2 separate regions of the Homo sapiens genome follow, and region 2 is linked to region 1. Evidence: chromatin loops called from intact Hi-C (ENCODE). Cell type or tissue: PC-3. All regions are shown on one strand. Each heading gives the region's core, and the rest is flanking DNA. Links, peaks and the distances in the headings are about the cores only. Region 1 holds the start of HES3 (hes family bHLH transcription factor 3). Region 2 overlaps ACOT7 (acyl-CoA thioesterase 7).

The links. Hi-C counts contacts between places; a loop is a spot of excess contacts. Peaks named below come from ENCODE experiments on the same cell type or tissue, not always from the same donor. Only the 100,000 strongest peaks of a DNase experiment are listed, where the experiment ranks them.
Region 2: a loop joins it to region 1, with 6 times the contacts of the local background. A loop is called at or near these places in 2 of 110 quality-filtered maps.

The regions. Positions count from the first base shown.
Region 1 is chr1:6,242,843-6,251,928 of GRCh38, reverse strand. It overlaps HES3 (hes family bHLH transcription factor 3), which reads right to left and starts at 7,750. Exons shown (of 4, transcript NM_001024598.4): 1 at 7,688-7,750; 2 at 7,483-7,578; 3 at 7,300-7,381; 4 at 6,351-6,819. The coding sequence starts at 7,563. The coding sequence ends at 6,422. It overlaps GPR153 (G protein-coupled receptor 153), which reads left to right. Exons shown (of 6, transcript NM_207370.4): 4 at 399-591; 5 at 1,305-1,489; 6 at 1,926-4,576. The coding sequence ends at 2,591. RefSeq lists enhancers at 1,705-2,246, 7,055-7,612 and silencers at 2,588-2,657, 5,754-6,053, 6,174-6,313, 6,464-6,623, 6,467-6,818. In PC-3, for the core only: CTCF peaks have their summits at 4,823, 5,023 (motif pointing left), 6,479 and 6,680 (motif pointing right); DNase peaks (open chromatin) are centred at 5,008 and 6,718; H3K4me3 peaks cover 1,613 bases; H3K27ac peaks cover 2,229 bases; H3K27me3 peaks cover 686 bases.
Region 2 is chr1:6,295,879-6,304,964 of GRCh38, reverse strand. The region is part of intron 6 of ACOT7 (acyl-CoA thioesterase 7); the gene reads left to right. Among named protein-coding and RNA genes, the nearest start is that of GPR153, 39 kb to the right of the region's middle. RefSeq lists an enhancer at 2,554-3,753. In PC-3, for the core only: a CTCF peak has its summit at 3,990; DNase peaks (open chromatin) are centred at 2,214, 3,214, 4,154 and 4,464; H3K4me3 peaks cover 1,995 bases; H3K27ac peaks cover 7,543 bases.

The DNA of each region.
Region 1 (9,086 bases), core at 747-8,746:
AGCACTTTGGGAGGCCGAGGCAGGAGGATCTCTTAAGCCCAGGAGATGGAGGCTGCAGTGAGCCATGATTGAGCCACTGCACTCCAGCCTGGGTGACAGAATGAGACTGTCTCAAAACAAAGCGGGGAGGAGGTGGTAATCCATGCCCCACTTCTCTCCATGGGCAGCCAGGAGGAAGACAGAGCAAGGCCACCCAGTGCTGCCCAGTAGCCAGGTAGCTCCCGGAAGGCGGGGCCTCCCACTGCCACGCTCCAGCTCTTTTCTCCCCAAGGGCCCCTTCTCCTTGGCAGATACCCACCTGTCAGACCTGCCGTACACATGGGGAGACCGAGACTCAGGGGGAGCTTGTGTGATGGTGGGGGGTCCTGCAGGTGCCAGGCCGAGCCCTGTGCCCACAGGTGGTGAGCTTCAGCAGCCTGCGGGCCGACGCCTCAGCGCCCTGGATGGCACTCTGCGTGCTGTGGTGCTCCGTGGCCCAGGCCCTGCTGCTGCCTGTGTTCCTCTGGGCCTGCGACCGCTACCGGGCTGACCTCAAAGCTGTCCGGGAGAAGTGCATGGCCCTCATGGCCAACGACGAGGAGTCAGACGATGGTGAGGATGGCCTGAGAGTGGCCCCAGGGAGAGTGGCGTCTAGGTTAGGTCATTGGGGTTGGCAGGAAAACGGCTGTCAGGCAACGCCACTAAGGAGGTGACTTCATTCTCAACCACCAGACACCCCGTGTCACCCCCAAATGTACTTGAATGTCCAAGGGACCTAAGCCAGGTTCCCACAGGGCACTCTCCTATCTGGCTTGGCTGCCCCAGGTTCCAAGTAATGGGATGTTCTGGTTAACAGAGAGCAGGGTAGACATGTCTGCAAGTGCTCCAGCGGAGCTCCTGGGCTCACCCCCCAACCTCAGGGATCCCCAGCAAGCTGCCCTGGGGGCTCCTGCAGACCGAGGTCCTGTCTGGATACCGTTACCAGCAATCCCATTACCCTCAGCCCAGCCCGTGCTCTGTCCAGGCACTGCCAGCCCCTTGCGTGTGTTATTTAGTCCTCCCGAGGTCACCTCTGGTCCCACCCCATGTCCTAGATAAGGAAATTGTCTCAGTGAGTGACCTCCCTGCCCAGTCTCACAGCTAAAGGGTGGCATATTTGGGATTTGAACCCAGAACCCCTCCCATTCCCTTTTCAGCTAACCAGCCCCCTACCTTGTATATGTCTGTTGGGGGATCTCAGGGGGATCCCTGGGATTCCCTCCCAGATGCCCCCAAGTTTCCATGACCCTAAGGCTCTGCCCCCCCACCCACCCCCCACCCTACAGAGACCAGCCTGGAAGGTGGCATCTCCCCGGACCTGGTGTTGGAGCGCTCCCTGGACTATGGCTATGGAGGTGATTTTGTGGCCCTAGATAGGATGGCCAAGTATGAGATCTCCGCCCTGGAGGGGGGCCTGCCCCAGCTCTACCCACTGCGGCCCTTGCAGGAGGACAAGATGCAATACCTGCAGGTGAGCGCAGGGCTGGGGGAGAGGCCGCACCTGCGGGTGACAGGGTGTCCTGAGCTCCCCGAGGCCTCTCCACTCGGAGCCCATCTCACGCCTTCTGCAGTCGCAGGGGTGGCTGTCACCATCCGAGGACGGGCTGTCCAAAGGTCACACAGCTTGTGTGGGTGGGCCCCAACCGCCACCCCCATGGTCCCTGTCACATGAGTTATCTCCTGCCGGCTCAGTATCCTCAACGAGCGCCCTCCCCAACCGACCCCAGCTGTCTGACACAGCCCTGCGGCTCGAAGAGACTGCACCAAACCTCACAGCTCCCAGCCAGACTGCCCCAGCGCGCAGCCTGGTCCCTGACCCACGGAAGGCCTTTCCCCAGGGTGGAGAAGGGTTTGTCCCCGTTTCCCAGGAGGGCAGCTCGGGGTAAAAGCCAGCCGCGTCCTGACAGGTCCCGCCCACGCGGCGCTTCTCCCACGACGATGCGGACGTGTGGGCCGCCGTCCCGCTGCCCGCCTTCCTGCCGCGCTGGGGCTCCGGCGAGGACCTGGCCGCCCTGGCGCACCTGGTGCTGCCTGCCGGGCCCGAGCGGCGCCGCGCCAGCCTCCTGGCCTTCGCGGAGGACGCACCACCGTCCCGCGCGCGCCGCCGCTCGGCCGAGAGCCTGCTGTCGCTGCGGCCCTCGGCCCTGGATAGCGGCCCGCGGGGAGCCCGCGACTCGCCCCCCGGCAGCCCGCGCCGCCGCCCCGGGCCCGGCCCCCGCTCCGCCTCGGCCTCGCTGCTGCCCGACGCCTTCGCCCTGACCGCCTTCGAGTGCGAGCCACAGGCCCTGCGCCGCCCGCCCGGGCCCTTCCCCGCTGCGCCCGCCGCCCCCGACGGCGCAGATCCCGGAGAGGCCCCGACGCCCCCAAGCAGCGCCCAGCGGAGCCCAGGGCCACGCCCCTCTGCGCACTCGCACGCCGGCTCTCTGCGCCCCGGCCTGAGCGCGTCGTGGGGCGAGCCCGGGGGGCTGCGCGCGGCGGGCGGCGGCGGCAGCACCAGCAGCTTCCTGAGTTCCCCCTCCGAGTCCTCGGGCTACGCCACGCTGCACTCGGACTCGCTGGGCTCCGCGTCCTAGGACCGCCGGCGCCTCCCCACGGACGCCAGGCAGGCCAGGCCGCTCTCCGGGGCCGCAGCACCAAAGACGCCCGCCTCCGCCCCGCGCGCAGACATGCGCCACCCCTCCCAGGGGTGAGGGGGCGTTGGCCTCAGCGTTTGTCTTCCGGCTCCTCCCAGCTGGCCTTGTCCCAGGGGCGACGGCTGCCCCGGACGACTGCGCTGGGCACCGCATGTCCCGGGCCGAGTGAGGTCGGGCCTGGGGAGCTGAGTGACATCCCAAGCTTGGGCTTGGGTAGTGAGTGACATGTGCACACGTCCAGCTGCGCCATCACCAGCCCTGCGCAACAGGACGTCGGGAGCAGGGAACCTGAGACAGGGCCACTGCGGGATCGGACAAAGCCCCGCTTTGGAGAGGCTGAGCTGGAGCCATTGGCCTCCCCAGGGGCTTTCCACCCACACTGCACCATAACCGCCACACCCTTCGGGGGGGGGGAGGGTACAGAGGGTCTCTAAGCACAGGGGTGTTCAGAGCCCGAACAAGCTTTGATCAGGTTTCCCTGCTTCCGACCTGTCCTGCCTCAGTTTCCCCATCTGTGATGAGCAGGTGACCACGTTAACTCTCAGGGCTGTTTGAAGTCTCTTGGTTGTAGGCCCTCGCCACTGAGTGGCCCAGGTGTGAGAGGTAGTCTAGAGCCCTCTGCGGCCTTTGTGGAGGTCCGTTTTCAGCATGTGGCCTGGTGTGGCTCCCTAGGCCTGAGGCCTCCCACTCTCAGTGCCCCCTGCCCCCTTGGGAACCCACACTCCACCCCAGCTAAGCACAACACTGTGGACCACCACCAATGGCACCTGAGCCACCTTGACCACCATTAGTGTCCCCACCCTCATTACTCTGCCGTCGTTGCCTGTCCCCACCACATCATCTCCCTCCATGGCTCCCACCATGACGCTGGCAGGTGCAAGCGGAGAGCACGAGGGCAGCAGGGCCTGGCCTTCCGTGTCCCTGCGTCATCCCCAGCCTCACTCCCCACCCGTGCAGGCCTGGCCAGGAAGGGATCCTGGCAGGGGCTTCCAGGTTCTCAGCTCAAGGCCTGGTCCCGGGCAGGCGTCCAACCCCTGGGAGCAATGTATTTCTTTGCCTTCCATCCTGGGCAGACCCCTTACAGGCCTGGGCATTGCCATGGGCCCTGGGTCTTCCCAGGCTAAGGAGAACCAGGAACAGCTATAACCTTGAGCTAGTGAAATAGGGTAGATGAGAAGGCTGTCTCCTCCAGACCCCTACCCCTACACAGTGGCCCCACAATATGAAGACCTGGGGTAATTCCAAGGTGAGCATAGAGCCTGCCTGTGCCCAGTTCCTTCTGGCCCTCAGGTGGCCAAGCCCATCTCTTCATCCTTCAGATAGGGTCCCACTCCCAGAAGAAGCTGCTGGGGTGGGGGTGGGAGGCTGCCTAAGCCTGTCTGTGCTTCAGAGGCCCCTCCAGTCCCTGGCTGTGGGGTAACTGGGGGTATGAGCTGTGGCCACAGGTGAGCAAGGCAGGGAACTGCAATCCAGCCCTGGCCGCGGGAGGGGCCATCTCTGGCCAATGCTGCTGTGCCTTCAAGGACTGACAAGTTACGTAGGGGCAGAGGTCGCCAGCTAGCCAGTGTCTCCTCCATCTGGGGGGCGTCTGTCCACTTGTCACCTTAGGTTTTCACTCATTTGTCACCTTGGGGTTTTGCTCTGTGTGTTTCATATCCAACGGCAATACTTGCAGGGGGACAGAGTCCTCTAAATACTCCAATCCTGCGGTTTTTACAAACATAAAGGGGGAGACCCCAAGTGGAGGACCCTGGGCCTGGAGCTCCCTCCCAAACTTTGTCCAGCATCCAGCCTGTTCCCTGGGCTCACTGGGGAGGGAGTTGTCTTCATAGCACACCCAGAGCCAGGGATCCCTTTGTAGTTTTTTGACAACGGAGCATTTCTCTTCTGTACAGGACCCAATAAAAACTTCCTTATGATTTGCACCTGGCATTCCAAGGCTGGTTTCGTAGAAAACCCTTCTACAACCCCACAGCAGGGCTGGCCAGCTGCCCTTAATGTCTTCCTCTGGAACCTGAGTTCTTCTGGTAGTGTGACATTTTTGGGGGGTTGGACTTGCTCTCTGTCTTCAGACAAATGCTCAGGTCCCACCAGCGAGTGAGGAGTGAGATGGTCCTGGAGTAGCAACAGGATGAAGCAGTGGGGTGGGCTCCACAGCCCACCAGTGGAGGAAAGGCCCTATTAGCCCAGGTGGCAACCCCTGCCCCAGGGTTGGCACCTGGGGCTGCTAGTCACCGTGAGCTTGACTGAAGAGACAGAACAGGGCAGGGCAATAGGAGCTGGGCCTAAGCTGCTTGGGACTTGTCGAGCCCCTGTCCCCCCGCGCGCCCGCCCTGGAGTTTGGAGGAAGGACCTTTGGGTCTGCAGTGCAACACCGCCACCTGGTGGACTGCAGAGGGATTTGTCCTGGCCTCTACCCCACCCCACACCGCGGGAAGCAGACCGGAGAGGCCACCCTGGACGGCGACAGCCGGGACTCCCACCCTCGCCCCAGCTCCAGCGAGCCCATTAGGTGCGACAGTGGAGCTGGGTTTTTGAAGGACCGTGGGTCCTTCTCCACGCGTTTGGACCAGGACGGGTTTAGTGCCCTGCAGGTCAGGGCCGCCCAAAAAGAGAAGAGCTTCTGTAGAAAGTTGGTATTTGTGGTTACAAAAGATGCACCTAACTAGGCATCGCAGGGGTGGGAGACATTAGACCTCTGGTGTCCTCTTGATACCGACTTCGCAGATTCGCGCTGGCTTTATTCTGAATTACAAGGTGTCGGGAGAGGGTGCCAGGATCTCTGACCCCACAACCCAAGCTGCCCCTCGCTGGCCCGGACTCCTGGGCCAGAAGCCCAGGGGAAGAAAATCTGACTTGAGAGCCTCCCACCACCGAAGTCCGTGCGCAGCAGTGACCTCATTATGGACCAATAAAGTGGCGCAGCGCGCTCCGAGAGCCGTCCAGGGATTGGATTCTCCGGCAGCCCTAGGGATCTGGAGCTGCGGGGTCTACGGGGTCCGGGCTTGGAATGTGGGCCAGGGTCTTTGTCGAGCGGAAGGCGTTCCCCTCTCCCACGAGAGGCACCGGGTTCACTTTTGCAGCCTTCAAGCTGGTGCCACCAAGCAATGGGTCCCTTCCAGGAACCGCGTGGGCGGGGCGTCCGGTTGGGGCGGTGCATCTTAGGGGCGGGGCTTCTGAGAAGGGTGGGCCTCGGGGAATGCGCCAGCCCGGTGGGCAGCACCGCTTGCGAAGGAGGTCCTTGGAAGTCAAGAGGATCCCGGGTTGGGGGAGGCTGGGGGCCCCTTGCCGGCGGGGCGGGGCCAGGCGCGCTTTGTGCCGGTGGGAACCGGGCGCCCGCGGTCCGCTGAATGGTCCGGGGCGGGGCAGCGATTCTCCTCGCTGCGAGGGGTCAGCTCTGCGCTGTTGCCAACTGCGACATTCCCACCGCTGCGCGGCAACCGGGCGGGGGTGGGGGCGGGCGGGTTGCCCGCCAGGGGTCCCTGGGAAAGGGGCGCAGCCCAGGACACCCCCTCCCAGCCCCTCCGGAGGATGGGCGGAGAGCGAGCGGTCCGGCGTGTGTAGGTGGAGCTAGAGTGGGGGTGGATTATGCCCAGACGCGCAGACCCAGTCCGGCAGGGCTGGGGGTATTTCCCTGCGCTTGCGGGGTGCGCGGCCCTCTCCAAGCCACCCCCGCCCCACGACCAGAACGGACGACTGGGGGGTCCTGGCAGTCACTGTGGGCGTGCTGAAAATAGTCCCTGTGTCGCGAGACCAAATAGGGAGCGCCTTCAGTTCAGGTCATCCCCGGGGCTTCCCCAGGGCCGCCACACGCGCAGGCCCAGCCCGGGACTCTCGGCGCAGCGACTCGACGCTGGCTGCGGCGGGGGGACGCTGGCGGACGAGCCAGGGAGACTTTCGGGGAGGAGGAGCAGGGGTGGTGGGGACCGCGGGCCGCCGGCGGCCGGAGCAGGAGCCCAGACGGCAGGGGTGCAAGGGCGGAACAGCGCGGGCGCCTCCTGGCCCAACCCGGCGCTGTCCATGGTGCTGCCGGCGGCGCTCTCGGGCACCAGGGGGCAGCGCAGGCCGCTGCCGACCTCATCTCCGCGCCGAAGGAGCTGGCTCACGCCGGGCAGGCAGCTGCGGAAGCCCGACGGTTGCTCGGCTCCCCTGGGCACAGGCCAGAGCCCTGTGGGGAAGAGCGGACGCGAGAAACAGGGAGGGGAAGAGAGGGAAGGGGAAGGGGAGGGGGAGGGAGAGGAGGGGAAGGGGGAGGGAGGGGAGGGGAGGAAGGGAGGGAGGAGAGGGGAGTGGAGGTGGAGGGGAAAGGAGGGAGGAAGCGTGTTGAGGAAGGGAAGAGGAGGGCGGAGGTCAGACGACCCGAACGTCTCCCCCGGGGTCCAGACCTACCACCCAGATTGCAATCGCACAGCCAGCCCGGGCTTTACTGCTCCTCCCTCGCCCCCTAGCGAGCTGGGGCCCCCTCCTCACCAACTGCACCTGCCTCCGAGTTGTCCTCTTTATATTTGCTGTCTTGCCATGTTGCCCAGGCTGGTCTCAAAAGCCCGGGGTCAAGCGGTCCTTGAGGTATCCCTCTTTATTTGGCCTTGTGCATCCCTGGCTCTGATCCCACAAGCCTCCCCCTCCTCCCTCCAGCCCTCCCCTATACCTTGCAAGGAGTTCTGAAGGCTTCTCATGTACTTCACGCTCAACTCCAGGATGTCGGCCTTCTCCAATTTGCGCTTCCGGATCTACCCGACCATGGAAAGGTCTATTAGACCGGCCTCCCGAGGTGGAGAGAGGGAGGTTGGGATCGTATCACCCACCCACCCCCACCCCGCCTGAGTCTCACCTGGTGCGAGTAGTGTTTCTCCAGCAGCGACTTGAGCTGCTCCAGTGACACATTGATGCGTGCCCGGCGCTTTTTCTCCATCAGCGGCTTGGAAATCTGCAGATGAACAGCCTTTAGAGTGCAGGACTGCCACCCTCCTGCCCTCGGCACCCCCCCACACCTCCCGGGGAAGGGTGCCTGCCCCTAGTCCCTCAAGACCCCAGACCTTTCGGAAGTTGCCGGGGAGGCTGCCCCGGGCAGCAGGCTCCGTGCCCATGTTGCAGTCCATGCACCAGTGCGAGGCAGCGCCGCCTTTATAGGGACCCTCGTTTACATGTCAATGAGGCCCTCTGGACTCTAGAAACCTTGAGGAGGAGGGGACCGAGGGAGGACGCACTGGGAAGCTCCCCACCTCCTTCCCTCAGCCCCCTCCCATAGCCTAGGCTTCCTCTCACCTTCAGGACCCCCCCTGTCTCCCGAGGGACCCCCCCCTCCCCTTTATCTGTCTTTTCCTTATCTCTCTGGCCTCCACCACTTCCCCAGTCTGAGGACCCCTGCCATGCCCACCCCCTCCATGCCCATCCTGTCCCAATCCCCGTAAGTTCTCCAGTCCCACTTGCCAAGTCCTTGATACCCTGGAGTGCAAGCATTCCAGGGGTCACCTACTGGGGAGGTACATGGGCCAGCTGGCCACAGGCTGCCTCACTGACTATGACAGGGCTCTGGGCTCCCTCGGGACTGATGAAGATGCCAAGGCGACGCCTCTTTATGCACTTCATGCTCTGGTTATACCCGCAACGCCGCATTAGTTGCCCTAATGTCGGGACAATGCAGCAATTTTCTGCCTGTGGCTGCTCAAAGCCAGGCACAAGCTGAGCCCGCGGGGGCCATGCAGCAGCCTGTGTCCCATTAAAGCATGCAGCCCACCCGCGGGGCCACAGCCAGCCTCATCCTTGCTGGGGCCTTGGGATTGGGAGGGGTCCTGGTGAGGGTGCAGCCTGGGTCCTGTGTTCTCTGACACTGCTAGGATCCAACGCGGACTTCCCACAGGAGGCAGGTGGGGTGAACACGGCTGCCTCTCCCTTCCTTACAGCCCTGGGCTTCCAGGCTGGGTGGCTTTGGTGGTAGACCCTGTCCCCATGGAGAAGCACTAGAAGTCTACTCCCATGAGCCTGCTCTCAGCTCCACGCACAGGTGGTGGTGGCAGGAGACCACTGACATTCTGGGAAGAGCTCCAGGCCACACTTCGAGAGATCCAGGGCCCGCACCCCAATCTATGATTCAGACTACGGCGGACCCAGTGGAGGAGGCGCCTGGAGCACTTGCCCCAGGATGGGCTAGGCCTACAGCAAGGCTCTGGGGCCATCCCCCTGGTTGGACTCCAGGAGGCTGAACTGTAGCTGCTGTGATGGACAGGAAGGCTGACCTCCAGGAAGTCCCTGGGTTCAAACCTAGACACCTCCCATGGGCCCTCATGGCTTTAGTTTTTGGGGCTTGTAAAATTATATTCTGAACAATGCAGCCCCCATTGCTTCTGAGGGTGACAGGGAAGTCGCAAAAATTCTGCAGCTGAGCCCTGTGGCAGAGGAATGAACAAACCGGCTTCTGTGTAGGGACTCAGGGTG
Region 2 (9,086 bases), core at 698-8,697, 53 kb before region 1:
CTACTGGGAAGTGAGGAGCCCCTCTGCCCGGCCACCACCCTGTCTGGGAGGTGTACCCAACAGCTCATTGAGAACGGGCCATGATGACAATGGCAGTTTTGTGGAATAGAAAGGGGGGAAAGGTGGGGAAAAGATTGAGAAATCGGATGGTTGCCGTGTCTGTGTAGAAAGAGGTAGACATGGGAGACTTTTCATTTTGTTCTGTACTAAGAAAAATTCTTCTGCCTTGGGATCCTGTTGATCTGTGACCTTACCCCCAACCCTGTGCTCTCTGAAACATGTGCTGTGTCCACTCAGGGTTAAATGGATTAAGGGCGGTGCAAGATGTGCTTTGTTAAACAGATGCTTGAAGGCAGCATGCTCGTTAAGAGTCATCACCACTCCCTAATCTCAAGTACCCAGGGACACAAACACTGCGGAAGGCCGCAGGGTCCTCTGCCTAGGAAAACCAGAGACCTTTGTTCACTTGTTTATCTGCTGACCTTCCCTCCACTATTGTCCTGTGACCCTGCCAAATCCCCCTCTGCGAGAAACACCCAAGAATTATCAATTAAAAAAAAAAAAAAAAAAAGAACGTACTTTTCTACCTGTGTACGGGTCGGATGGGGGTGTTTTTCTTTTCTTTTCTTTCTTTTTTTTTTTTTTTTGGTGCCACATTGTCCAGCCTGTGCTTCTCTCTTTAGCTGTGGTCGCCAGGGGCATGCGTGGCAGATACCCACTGACAACATTTCCCTGTTCCAAGTGATGAACACAAACCCTTCAAAAGGAGCGTCCCCTGGACTCTTGGAAGGAAACTGACACCCCACCAAAATTTCTGGGCCTTCCAGGAAGCGACCTTGCTTTGGTAGCCTCCAGGCTGAGGCCGCAGCCTCTCACTGGCCTGTCCTTCTTAGGGGTGGGCCTGGGGGCTCGTGTGTAGCTGCAGCCTCCTCTTGCTGGGGCCTCCATGGCAGTTGGGATGCAAAATCCATCTACCCTTTCTCTGCTTCCTTATTTTGAAAGTGAAGCATGGATACTCAAACATCAGGAAGCAGTCAAGACCTCCCCCCTTCCCTGCTTCAGACTCTATAGAATGTAAGGAATCAATGGGCGTGGGCAGCTCTTGGCCCTTCTCCCTGGGTCTATGATGCTCCCAGACGTCCGGGAACCACTTAGTGAATATTCCTCTGTCCATGGTCCCAGCCACAGAACCTGGGAGGGAGAGGCCAGGGCTGTCTCGCAGGTTCTCACTCAACTGGATCTTTTCAGAACTCTTGTAATTACTAACGGGTGGGGTATTTAAAACAAGATGAAGTTACTATCATTTTCTTAATATAGGAGGCCGGCGCCCACGCTCCGTCAGTTGGGATTAAATATAGAAATGGGGGCATCTCAGATTGCCGCCCACAGAACAGACAGCGGCACACGGGCTCCGAGCTGTGAACTGCCGCCTTGGGTTTGCAGGCAAGCCTGACCCAGTCACGAGCAAGGCCTTGGGAGAAGAAAATGAAGCCTTATTTTTAAGCCAGTTGACAGATCAATACTTAAAAACAAAAAAACACAAAACAAAAACCTATAAGCAGTTAAATGTTACAATTAAAAATACCTTTGGTACCTAACGTGTATACATTAGTGGCCAAGAAAGTCTTTTTTTTTTCCCCGTAATTCTTGAAATAAATGCAGCTCCAAGGACGGCGGGTCCTACAATTTTGTTGTCATCTTTTAAATTACAGATCTTGGGAGATGAGGACTGCCTGCGGTGGACTGTAATGTGCCAAAGTTATTTTCCAACGTTGGCAGCACCCGTTGTGCCTGCGGTGGGGGAAATTGATGAGGCTTTTCAGTAGGAACCTGGAAAGAAGCATCTTGGAAAAAACTTAGGCACTCGATATTTTAAATACAGCGGAAGAAAGTGAAAGGGAGACAGTGGCTTCCAGCGTCAGAAGCGGGGTGGCTCCCTCTGGCAAGGCAGGGGCCCAGGTGGACAGTGGTGGCAAGAAAGGCAGTTGTGAGGAAGGCACTATGTTTTTCTGGGTTGTTTTCTTAAAATTTAGTTTTCTCAGTTAACACATTGATTGTAGTGTCTTGTGTGTGCTGTCATAGACACAGGCATTGTGTGGTAGCAGTCTTTACACGCAGGACACGATGGGCACGTGGCTTTCTAATGATCTCACTTCTGCAGGGACCATCTGACCTCATTGCTCTCTCTCGGTGGCAGGTAACCAGCAGGCTTGGCACGAGGCCCTACAACAGGATGCCCAGGGTTGTGTCTCGCCGGTAGGAGAGGGCTTGTGATCAACAGTGGTTGATTAAAATCTCAGTTTTTATGAGATCACTTTCCTTCCCTCTAAGTAGCCAGCAGAGTTCAGCTGACACACAGACCATGGTTTTTCTATGTTTTTCTCAAGCCCACTGGATCGACACTAAAAAGTGCATTTGTGAAAACACAGACTGGGGTGGGTGGAGGCTGAGGCACTGGTTTTTCGCCAGGTCCGTCTTCTCGGGTGGGTTTCTGCTCCCGCCTCTGATCCTGCTGCCTCAACACCTGCAGGGACTGGGAGCCTTCGCTGTCGCAAGGCCAAACGCTTGGTTTTTGGACCGTTCTAAGTGTTTCCCCGAGAAAGGTTATCTCCTGAGTCGTAAAGTTGGCCTTGAGTTGGCCCAGGATCCTACTATGACTTCTCTGGGAGGTGCAGATGACCTGAAGTGGACAAAGATCCTTCCAGATGAGATCCTTTGGGAGCTCAGAGCCCTCCTGCCTGCTGCCCTGGCCAGTGTCCATGAGGCCAGCCCAGGTCTTGAAAGACCTCCTTGTCTGCCAGAGTCAGGATGCTACACCGTCCTGATTTCCCACCGCTCGTGAGTCACTGTTCCGGGTCCTTAGAATAAAACTCCAGGTGTGGGGTATAATCTGATAATAGACACACATGGTGGGATTACGACAGCCCCCCTGGCCTGGGCCCCAGAATAGCACTGACTCCATCCACCAGTCTTGGCCTTTTCCATCGTTAGTATAAAGTTGTTGTTTCATAGCAGGTCTGCCGCTGATCTAAACTCTGCGTGGTTTCCCAGGCCGGTGCGTGTGTGCTGGCTGCTGGGGCTGGAGGAGGCTGTCCCTGTAAATGTCACCGTCCAGCTCACACAGCAAGATCATTTTGAGTGTGGGCTTGGTTTTTTGGCCGGTCATCAAGCTCACCTGGCTTTGGGGTTTCTGGGACCGGATGAGCTTTTCCTGCCCTCATCTGTGACTAATTCTTGACGCAAATTGTTGCCTGAAGGAGCCACATACTTTGTGGCTGGGGCAGCTTGCTTGGGCTGGTTGTGACCTGTTAGTCAACCTGCATTCATTCATTGATTAATTCATTCATTCAGCAACCATTTCCTGAGCACCAGATGCCAGCTCTGTGTTGGGTCAGGGACACAGGGACAACGAGGCAGGTCCTCACCCAGTGCAGGCGTCCATGTCACATCATGCAGTGTGGTCTGGGGGTGCCGTGTGGAGCCTGCAGGAGCATGGGGGTGGTGAAGAGGGTATTCGCACACCAGGCACTCAATAGCCGCTCACATCTTCCCCTCGGGGTTGACTGTCACGTGCTTTGGATCCTGAGCGGTTTTCAGTAACATGAGGTCCCTTGTGGAGTCTCATACCAACAAGGTAGCCTTTTGGATAAATGGGGCAAACCCCGGTTTGAAGGAGCTGATTACAACTCCTTCCATTTATTCTCTCATTCTGCTTTTCAGGATGGAAGAACAAGGGGTTAATTGTAGGCACTTCCTAAGTTCTGAACATTAAATCCAACACGAACCCTTCCTTTCCCTCCTCCTTCCCCCACAGCTAAACCACCCTGAGTTGATGACACCAGCTGGTGGCCAGCACTGGACACTCTGGGTCTGTGACTTTGAACGCTCCTTCCTGCAATCATCTTGGGAAGAATTCCACTCTGGACTCGATGTCACAGGACAGGATGGGGAGGCAACATGGCATTGCCTCTGGTGGCCCAAGGTCAGGTCCGGTCCCATCCTACCCCTAGTGGTGTGACTTTGGAAGCGTGACTCTCCATGTGTCTGGTTCCTGACTTGTAGAATGGAGACAGGGAGGCTGCTGCCTCATCGGGTGTTGTCCAGTGAGACCCGGTGTTGGTCATTCTGTGTTTGTGGAGAGGGACCGGCCGCGCATCAGGATAGGGTGCTGTCCGGTGAGATTCCGTGTTTGTGGAGAGGGGAGGGGCCGGCCACACATCAGGATAGGGTGCTGTCTGGTGAGATTCCGTGTTTGTGGAGAGGGGAGGGGCTGGCTGCGCATCAGGATCGGGTGGGGTCCGGTGAGATTCTGTGTTTGTGGAGAGAGGCCGGCCACGCGTCAGGATCGGGTGGGGTCCGGTGAGATTCCGTGTTTGTGGAGAGGGCCGGCCGCGCATCAGGATCGGGTGGGGTCCGGTGAGATTCTGTGTTTGTGGAGAGGGCCGGCCTTGTGCATCACAGGATCGGGTGGGGTCCGGTGAGATTCCGTGTTTGTGGAGAGGGGAGGGGCCAGCTGTGAGTCATGGACTCAGGCTGCCTCAGTGAACAGACAAAGTTCACGGCTCATGGCACTGACTTTGCAGCCGAGTTCCTCTATGTGACATGCTGGGCCATGCCTGGCACCAGCTTCCCCGGCAATGCCAGCCGCTGCCCTCAGCATCCAGCTCACGGCCCCCAGCAGCATCAGGACCCTGTGTCCATGTGCTGTCCTGGCTCCTGATGCTAGGCTTTGGTGTCCCTTCCTTAAAACTCCTGCTTGTCCCTGGCTCATTTGTTCCTAGGAGGACCCTGACTAGCTGCTGGATGGCGACGTATCTCCCCCTGAGGAAGGCCACATATAGTGCACATTTGGTGATAAACTTCTCACATACTCCAGTTAACAATGTGTCTCCCCAGCACACACGGTCCTGCTGGAATCCTGCTGGCTCATCGTCATTCCTGTGCTCAGCTGTTGTCACTTCATCACCAGGTTGCCATTTTCTGAATATAAATGGTCAGCGTTTCATGGCAAATGCAGCTGGTCCTGGCCCCCATTGGAGGCTGACAGAGCTTCTGTTGGCTGCCCAGGGCAGTATTTAGAGTTGGTCTGTGGGAAATGCCGTGGAATTCCGTGGCACACCTGTGCTGGCTGTGTGTGTGAGTGGGACCACTAGTCCAGCTGTTGTGGTCACAAGTCAGTTTCTTTATGAGGCAGATCAACCTAGAAGAACTCAGTCTGTGGGCTGCAGCTCTGCCGCTACTAAGCCCCTTAAACACACGCACACACGTGCCCTACACACACACACACACACACACACACTTGCGCTCTCTCTCTCTCTCTCTCTGAAGCCATGACCTAGTACCTAGTCAGGAGGTGGCCGGGTGGGCCTCTCTGCCCTCTGTGTGTGGCGTCCGGTAAGGGGAGGCCGACTGTCCTCTGTGCCCTCTGTGTGTGGTGCCTGGTAAGGGGAGGCCGACTGTCCTCTATGCCCTCTGTGTGTGGTGCCTGGTAAGGGGAGGCCAACTGTCCTCTGGATCCCTCCTTTGCCCACCTGAGCCAAGTGTGTGGGGTTCTCAGCCAGCATGTTACCTGGTGTTCTGAGTTATTTCATTTTTCTTTCCTTTTCTGTTCAGCCTCCAAACCTCAGATCTGTCCCCAAAGCCCTAAATTAAATTAGTGTTCAGCTCAACAGATGTCCACCAAATCCCCACATCCCATGATAGCAGCTGCCATTGCTGGCAGCCACATGGTCATCCCATTTGCTCCTCAGTCACCTTGCCTGTGGGCGCCGTCACCTCCTCTGCCTGACAGACACTGAGCCCACGGCTCAGGGAGGGCAACCTGCCTGCCCAAGGTCACCCAGCCGGCAGTGGCGGAGGTGATGGGGACTCACTCCCAGCCAGGCTATGGCAGTGACTCTCACACTCTAGACGGGGACAGAGGGACTCAAGCCCCTCCAGGCATGGGCGATGGGGCAGGGGGATTCGCACCAGGCCTCATTCCAGACTCTGCTCCTGAACCACACTGTGGTAGGGGCCCACTCACAGGTGGGTGTGGTTAATTCAGAAGCTGAGGCTGCCCCCTCCAAGGAAGCCCTCGATATTGACACACGGATGATCCTATTCTGTTTTGTGTTTTCACTTCCTTGCCGTCCTGGGCTAGGGACCTGGCCCAACCGTCCTCTACCCTGTGAGGGCTGGGCTTGCTGGGCCTTTATGGAGGCCCCTTGCCATGGGAGAGAGACCAGGAGAGCCTGGTGGTGGCTTAGCCAACCTGCACCTTCTATTTCCAATAACAACATAAAACCACCTTGCAGAACTGTGAGAGCCAAGCCACCTGAAGCCCAGAGGTGCCCTGCCCTGCCTGGCACCCGGAGCGGCATCTTATTTGCCTGGGGGAGAAAATCCGCTGCCTAGGATTCTTTCCCTTGCCAAACAGCTATTTTCCCGGTATTTCACCTGCACTCTTTCTTCAGAATCGGACCTCCATGTGACTTAGGGCCTCCGTTGTTCATTTGAAAATGGGGATGCTGATTGAAAAATGGAGATGCACCTGGGCGCAGTAGCTCACACCTGTAATCCCAGCACTTTGGGAGACCAAGGCAGGTGGATCACTTGAAGTCAGGAGTTTGAGACCAGCCTGGTCAACATGGTGAAACCCCGACTCCACTAACAATACAAAAATTAGCTGGGCATGGTGACGGGCTCCTGTAATCCCAGCTACTTAGGAGGCTGACACAGGAGAATCGCTTGAACCCGGGAGGCAGAGGTTGCAGTGAGCCAAGGTTGCACCACTGCACTCCAGCCTGGGTGACAGAGAGAGACTCTTTCTCAAAAAGAAAAAGAAAGACGGGGATGCTGATGCCCCCAGCACAGGTTGAGCCGAACAGATGCCCCAGGTGTTTGAAAGGACAGGCGAAAGTGCAGCGAGCGTGAACCTGGCCCCTCCTCCCCTCACCTGTCCTACCTCATTTAGCAGCATCTTCTTATAGCTTCTGTGGGAAAAGTCATGGTAATAAAAACATAATGCTTTAATCAATAACACCCATGTCTCTGTTTTAGCTTTTTATTCTGGGAATGCTCAGATATACACAAAAGCAGAGTGTAGAGCATCCCAAGCCCCTGGGTATTCGTCTCCCAGCACCAGCAATGGGCAACACCTGCCCGTTCCTGCCTCACCTCTTTCCCACTGCGGTATTTCGAAGCAGATCCCAGATATTGTATCTAAAAGATAACTTCCTACCTTGAACACCCACAATAGCGCTATCACATCCTCCCAAACACACTTATAAGTCCTTAGTATCGTCGAATACCCAATCACTGTTCACATCTCGCCAGGTGCTCATCTTTTTCTCTAGTTGGTAGAGTCCAGATGCCCACAAGATGCGTGCCTCTCATTAGGTGGATGTGTTTCTTGAAGAATGGGGTCCCCATGGGGGGCGCTAGGTAGGAGCTGAGCAGCAGGGGGCCCTGGCTGGCCTCTGCTCGGGGCCCCCACTAATTCTGCTCTTTCCAGCTTCACCTGCTGGATGCTGTGGGCATTTGATTCCCACCCTAAACGTGACTGTACAAGTCTGGTTTTCGCTTGTGGGATGGAGTCTGGTTTTCTGCCTCTCTCTGGGTTTATTAGGAATCATTCTGTGTCCTTGGCTGGGTGCAGTGGCTCACACCTGTAATCCCAGCACTTTGGGAGGCCGAGGCAGGCAGATAACCTGAGGTCAGGAGTTTGGGACCAGCCTGGACAACATGGCAAAACCCTGTCTCTACTAAAAATACAAAAATTAGTTGGGTGTGGTGGTACACATCTGTAATCCCAGCTACTAGGAGGCGGAGGCAGGAGAATAGCTTGAACCTGGGAGGCAGAGGTTGCAGGGAGCTGAGATTGTGCCACTGCACTCCAATCTTGGTGACAGAGCGAGACTCCGCGTCAAAAAAAAAAATCATTCTGTGTCCTAGGGTGAATGTACATAACTTTCTAAAATTTCTAATAGGTATTAAGTTGGTTAATATCACTTTGCTGCTTTTGTAAGTCAAATATTGTTGACTATTGGCAATTTCATGTAGTTCAACCTAAGTAAAGGTACATTTTAAATTTTTAAGTGAAATAAGAGTCAGGAGCGGTGGCCTACTTTACTCCTGTAATCCCCACACTTTGGGAGGCTGAAGCAGGAGGATCACTTGAGCTCAGGAGTTTGATACCAGCCTGGGCAATATAGCAAGACCCCATCTCTGCAAGAAAATAAAAAATAAATTAAAAAGTTATGGCCAGGTGCGGTGGCTCATGCCTGTAATCCCAGCATTTTGGGAGGCTGAAGTGGGCGGATCATGAGGTCAGGAGTTCAAGACCAGTCTGGACAACATAGTGAAACCCCGTCTCTACTAAAAATACAAAAAATTAGCTGGGCATAGTGGCACGTGCCTGTAGTTCCAGCTACTCGGGAGGCTGAGGCAGGAGAATTGCTTGAACCTGGGAGGCAGAGGTTGCGGTGAGCGGAGATCGCGCCAGTGCACTCCAGCCTGGGCGACAGTGCGAGACTCCGTCTCAAAAAAAAAAAAAATTAAAAATTGAAATAATTGTAATATATGTGTTGTACCAGGGATGAGAACTGGGGGTGGGGGACCAGCATGTGCACAGTGGTGGTCCATCAAATAAGAGAGACTGAGTAAAAGCGGACATCTGCAGCCCGAGTATTCTCCAGTATTCTTTCAGTGAGTCTTTGTTTGTTTGTTTGATATAACAGCTGTACTGACGATGATCCACATACCACACATTTCACCTATTTAAAGTGTACTGGCCTGGCTCAGTAGCACGACTGTAATCCCAGCACTTTGGGAGGTGAGGTGGGCAGATCGTTTCAGTCCAGGAGTTCGAGGCCAGCCTGGGCAACATAGCAAGACCCCATCTACAACAATATTAGCCAGGTGTGGTAACATGTGCCTGTCATCCCAGCTACTTTGGAGGCTGAAGTAGGAGGATCACCTGAGCCTGGGGAGGTTGAGGCTGCGATGAGCTGAGATCACATCACTGTACTCCAGCCTGGGTGACAAAGTGAGACCCTGTCTCAAAAACAAAAATAAAGTGTACAAGTTGTTGATTTTTTTTTTTT